Regions from separate parts of the Homo sapiens genome. Here region 1 is linked to region 2. A link is a loop called in an ENCODE intact Hi-C map of the cell type or tissue named here. Cell type or tissue: lower leg skin. All regions are shown on one strand. Links, peaks and the distances in the headings refer to the core of each region. The heading gives the core; the rest is flanking DNA.

Region 1 (2,914 bases), core at 258-2,757, 48 kb before region 2:
GAATGGGTTTTTCAGGAGCCTTCTCTTGATTCTGCCCCCCAGTGGCAGAGATTCAGCAGAACCACCCACTCTGTCCTTCTTTTATTCAACAAGAAGGCATTGAGCATCTAATATGTGCTCTTCACTGCAGTCCACAAAGATTTGTTGACTGTCATGTGCCAGGCACAAAGAAGGGGCTGAAGATACAGCAGTGAGCCAAAAAATTATGGCAACAATAGCACAGTTCCTCTCCTCATGACCCTCACAGTGCAACAAGGAAGGCAGCAATTAAGCAAACAACACTTCTAGTTTGCTTCCAAATGCAACTCCAATTGAGTGATACAAGTGCCATGGAGGAGACAATAGAGTGCATGAGGGGGATCTAAATTCAGGGAGGTTATCCCCAAGAAAGTGATGTGTAAACTGATGCTTGAAAAAGAGGTGAGAGCCATCCAGGATAAAAGGGGAGAGGAGGAATATAGTGTGAAGGCCTCCACAGAGGGGGCAAGCCATCTCATTCCTGAGCTGCAGGTGCATGAGCCCATCTTTACCCAGAGTACTCAGTGACCAGGTGGTTCAAATGTCAGAAGCTTCTGGCCACCTGGAATTTGACCAAGAAATGTGTCATCTTCCAACCCTAGAGGTAAAAATGTTTTGTTAAATTATCTCTGTCTCTTAACTACACTAACGGTGTCTTGCAATACTGAAGGGTGATTCAGGACAATTTTGGGCCTCGGATTCCTCATTTCCAGCTACAGACAACAAACAGGGCCATCCTCACTGGAAGAATGAGCTGTGTCTCCATGCTCTAATTTCAGGGCTGCTGAGGACACTGCCAGTTAATACTATGGGCACTGGAGTCCAGAAGACGTGGGTTCTAGTCCCAGATCTGCCTCATACTAGCTGGGAGACCTCAGGCAAGCCACTGTACCACCCTGGGCTCAGTTTTCCCTACTTCTTAGACTCCTTGAAATGTCCAAAGGTGATTAGGTCTGTTAATTCCCAGCACACTGTAGGTACTCTATGTCAGTTTCCTTCCTTTACTACACCTTCAACAAACTTCTCTTCACCTTGTGCCCCAGGGTGTGGTTAGATCTTCATTCCTTTAACACAACCACTTCTCTTGTTAAAATGGAAACAGGAGCCAGGTGTGTTGGCTCATACACGTAATCCCAACACTTTGGGAGGCTAAGATGAGAGGATCACTTGAGGGCAGAAGTTTGAGGCCAGCCTAGCAAACATAGCAAGAGCACATCACTAAGAAAGATAGTAATAAATAATAAATTTTTTAGAATCAAAAAAGAAAATAAAATATGAACAAGGAAATGTCCATAAAGTAGGGGGTACTTGAACTGGGCTTTGATGGATAAGGGGGAATTTTTTAAGGGGACAAGGGGGTGAAGGAAATTCCAGGAAGATAGAATCACTTATACGGAAGCATATAGATCTGAGAAAAAAAATCACCAAAGAAGCCAGAAAGGAAAGAAGCACAGAATGGGGTAATGTGGTTGGAGATGAGGAAAAGAAAGATCCCCATGAAGCAGCTTGTGAACAGCCTTGAATGCCACCCCAAAGAAACTTCCCAGAGGTGATGAGGATTGAAGCTTTTTCAGTGGAGGAATGATGAGATCATATTGATTGCTTTGAAAGGTAGCTCACTCTGGGCAGCAGCTGGAAGATGGAGTGTTGGAAAGAGACAAAGCAGTAAGGTAATCATTTAAGAGATTTTTGCAAAAGTCTGGATGGTACATGAACAGCTTAGGGCTGTGGGCTGCAGGACAGGTGAAGGTGAGGAGGGCTAGGGCAGGGAGTGGTCAGGAAATGGGTCCAGAGGCAGGTGGTTGGAACCAAGAGGCACTGCCCTGGACCCTCCAACAGGCTGCCTCTTCCCCTCTGCACCACCCTTGGTGTGAGCCCAGAGGTGATGTACCCCACTCCTGACCAAATAGGAGATGTCTCACAAGCACCTTCCTTCCCTGTCCCTTTCTCTTCTCCCACTTTCTTCCTGGTGCCTGGCAGCCAGTCTTCTCTAGCTGTATTTTTTTTCTTTCCCTGTAACTTGTCAAGCACTTCTTTGTGCTTTCCAAGCATCCTCCAACAGAGCCCTGACTGACATCACTCATCCTCCCACCAGCCTCCCCCTGCCCGTCGGCTTCAGGAGCGTCTCCATCGCCCCTCCTGAAACCACAGCAGATGCATGCTTTACACACAGCCTCCTCACCAACCGAGCCCTTATCTCAGTCTGCTTTTTAGCTTAAAATAAGTTTCTAAAAAACTTCTTTTGAAAATAGCCTCCCTCGCTGCAATAATATCCAGGTTGAATTTTCAACCATTGTCTCTTCAGACAGGGGACTTCGTCTGACTAAATCAGGTGATATGTGTGTTGCCAACACCTCCCAGCCTATGTCAGCATGCCTTTGATGAAAAATATCTTATCTATAATCAGTTTACTGGATTGTGCACCCAAATTTCCTCTACAAAATATGAGACTGAGAGGCTTCACCAGCGTTTTCTCACAGCAGCAGTGCAGCTGTGCTTTGATAAAACTCACAGACTCTTCCCTAGAACTCATCAGAGTCCACTAGAGCCTGGGTTCCAACCCAACATCCACCGTCTCTGGGCAAAACTAAATTTAAGTTGTATTTTAAAAATGTATAAGGTGACTGTTAGTGTTAAGCAAGAAAATAGAGATGATTTCAACAGATAATGAATTATTGTCAGCCTACTCTCCTCCAGCTGTGCAAGACGCCATAGACTCTGTCTTCATGCACCTCACAGCTAGGTGGGAGTGCTGGGAAATAAACGTAAAAATAAATTATTTGTCATTTGAGATAATAATGGCAATACTGTGAGTATGTGAAAGAGACTCAGCTGACTGGGTGATGGCCAAGCTGTGATTTGTCAAACGCAAGAGTTGGTATTTTTGTTAAAAAAA
Region 2 (2,914 bases), core at 301-2,800:
AGCTGAAAAGCAGAATACCCAAGATTTGAACCTCAGACTGTCTTTCTCCAAAGTCTATATTTTTCCCTCTTTGTCAATTGCCTTTATGATAGTACCTTGGTTGCTTCTTCAGTGAGGGCTAAAGTCATTGCCCTGGCATTTAAGACCCTTAAAGTTGGACTTCCATCAGCCATTTCCAATCTTAGCTCCACTTGCACCCACTGTTCCTCGAATGTCCACTGTGCATTCTCGCCTTTGGGCCTCAAGTCATACACCTACTTGGGCCTAAATCTTTCCTCTTTTCCGTGGCTGGTTCGGATGCCTCTCCCCCCTCCTCACAATCTGCCTGCCAGCAGTGCTTCGTGCTCTGCTGAGGCCCAGGAGCACTTTGTGAATTTTCTTAGTCTGTCTGATATTATCAAATCTTGCTTGCAAGGCATCTCTGTCCTGCCAGACTGGGCTCTTAGGAGCAAGAATTTGTCCTAATCATCTCTATCCTGGCTGCAACTCTTAGTAACTCAATCCCATGCCTTCCGTTTTTAAATAGGGTAGGGTGGAGGAGACAGGTTTGTCATAAATCAATCCATTTGACTAATATGGGATGTCATAGACACCCTTAACATTATTAATTGTCAACAAGGTTTGGCTGTGAAGTGTTTGGCAAGCTGCCCATGATGAGTTTTTGACAGTCAGTCATGTTGGAAATTTGGGGTGGCAGATGGGTGTGGTTAGCAGCATATGGCTTGAAGTGTAGTTTCGGTGTTTATGTATTTTTACAAACTATGACTTTATATTTATGCATCAAGAAGAGAAAGAATTCAAAATTAAGTTGTGCATTTCAGGGAATTGTGTTAACGTTCTTCAACAAAAAGCAAATTTCAGGTTGTAGAGAGCACCCTGGAGAGGGAGCTGGGATCCCTGGGTGTTAGTCCCACCGCTGGCAACACCTGTGATGACCACCAGCCAGTGAATTCCTCCCTCTGGGGAGGTATTTGATGTTTGTTCTATGTCCAATACTCTAGGATCATTGAATGCCAATTGAGTGGCATTTGTGGACTCTGGTATTTATTCTTCAGGACCATGGGAGGGTGAAAAAGTTTTGAATGTTCTTGCCCCTGGAATGGCCTTGGGTGGTGGCCAGAGGCCTGGACCTGAAGGACTGCATCTCCGTTTTCTGGATTCATTTGACAGATGCACAGATTCTAAACTGTCTGCGATAAGGAAAGCACTGCTCCCATGAGATCTGGGTTTTAGGGAAATAGATCGAGTTCTATTTGCTTTGTAGAAACACATCCAGGCCCTCACAATCTTGTTTGTTTGTTTTTGAGACGGAGTCTCGCTCTGTCGCCCTGGCTGGAGTGCAGTGGCGAGATCTCTGCTCACTGCGAGCCCTGCCTCTGGGGTTGATGCCATTCTCCTGCCTCAGCCTCCCGAGTAGCTGGGACTACAGGCACCCGCCACCATGCCCGGCTAATTTTTTTGTACTTTTAGTAGAGATGAGATTTCACCGTGTTAGCCAGGATGGTCTCGATCTCCTGACCTCATGATCCACCCGCCTCAGCCTCCTGAAGTGCTGGGATTACAGGTGTGAACCACCACGCCCGGCCGGCCCTCACAATCTTTTAAACTCCCAGGGTGATTCCTAAATCTGAGTTCTTGGAGATTGATCTGTCCAACTTTCTCTTTTCATGGATGAGGAGAGTGAGGCCCAGACAAGGGGAAATGACTTGCCCAAGGTTGTAAAGGATAGTGGGGTAGAGCTGGGACCAGGGGTTGTTCTCCTGGATCAGGGATTACCTTACCACACACACTGTGCTGTGGAACTTAGTGGAGGCAACTACAGAAGTGTGGCTGGGGTTGGGGATAAATCCTGCCCCTCTTGGAAGGGGATGGCTGGATACCTGGAGCCACCTGCACCTTTGCAAGCCCCCTAAAGTCAGAGGTCTGAGCTGGAGGAACAATGGAGAATGTCTCATCCTGCCTTCCCCATCCTGGGAGGAATACACATGAGCCGGGGCAGGAAAAGATGCTGGGAGCAAGGCAGGTTTTACAAAGGTCAGTGGATTCAATGTGGGTAACTTACAGTCAACTTTTCTGTTTTAAGCAAACACATATCAGGGAAAATTGTGCAGAATCTACTTGAATGATGAATGAAGTTGTCTACTGCCTCCTTCTCCTGGTGCTCTGAGAACCCAGTGCTACCCTCCTCTATCCCGAGAGGACATTAATTGTTATGGACTGAAAGTTTGTGTCTCCCCCAAATTCATATGTTGAAATCCTAACCCTCAATATGAGAGTATTTGGAGATGGAGTCTTTGGGAAGCAATCAGAGTTAGATGAGGTCATGAGGGTAGAGGAGGTGACATGGGATCTTTCTCTCTGCTCTCCTCCATAGGAGGACACAAGGAGAAAGCAGCCATCTGCAGACTAGGAGGCAGACCCTGACCAGACACCAGATCTGTTGGCACCTTGATCTTGAACTTCCCAGCCTCCAGAACTACAGGAAATAAATGTTTATTGTCTAAACTACCCAATTCTGTATTTTTGTTATAGCAGCCTGAGCTCTGACGTTAATCTTGCACAACCTCTCCATTTTACAAATAAGTAGACTGAAATCCAGAGAGGGCAAGTAACCTTTTCAAGACACACAAGAACCAAGACTTTCTGCTGAATCATGATCGGCTCCTGTCCCACACCTGTTGCAAAGGCTCGGGAAATTCTCCACCCTTATGCAGCTAGGCTAGAGCCACTCCACACATCTTCCAAGGCGCTGGAATGCTCACAGTCAGGAGGATTTGAAAGATTTCCTGTTTTTAAAAAGCTGAAATCGAAAAGTGCTGTCATTTTCTTTAAATACATTCTTTTGAATAAAACATCTATTCTTGATGCCAGCAGCAAGCTTCGAAACATGTTCAAGATGACATGATTGATAACA

Evidence for each region. A loop is a pair of places that touch in the nucleus more often than their neighbours do. Peaks named below come from ENCODE experiments on the same cell type or tissue, not always from the same donor. Only the 100,000 strongest peaks of a DNase experiment are listed, where the experiment ranks them.
Region 1: a loop joins it to region 2, with 8 times the contacts of the local background. A loop is called at or near these places in 3 of 110 quality-filtered maps.

Annotation. Positions count from the first base shown.
Region 1 is chr16:66,095,832-66,098,745 of GRCh38, forward strand. No RefSeq gene overlaps it. Among named protein-coding and RNA genes, the nearest start is that of CDH5, 270 kb to the right of the region's middle. In lower leg skin, for the core only: no CTCF peak of the experiment used is centred there; no DNase peak of the experiment used is centred there.
Region 2 is chr16:66,144,176-66,147,089 of GRCh38, forward strand. LOC105371316 (a long non-coding RNA gene) reads left to right here. Exons shown (of 3, transcript XR_933684.2): 3 at 2,375-2,424. Among named protein-coding and RNA genes, the nearest start is that of CDH5, 220 kb to the right of the region's middle. In lower leg skin, for the core only: no CTCF peak of the experiment used is centred there; a DNase peak (open chromatin) is centred at 1,586.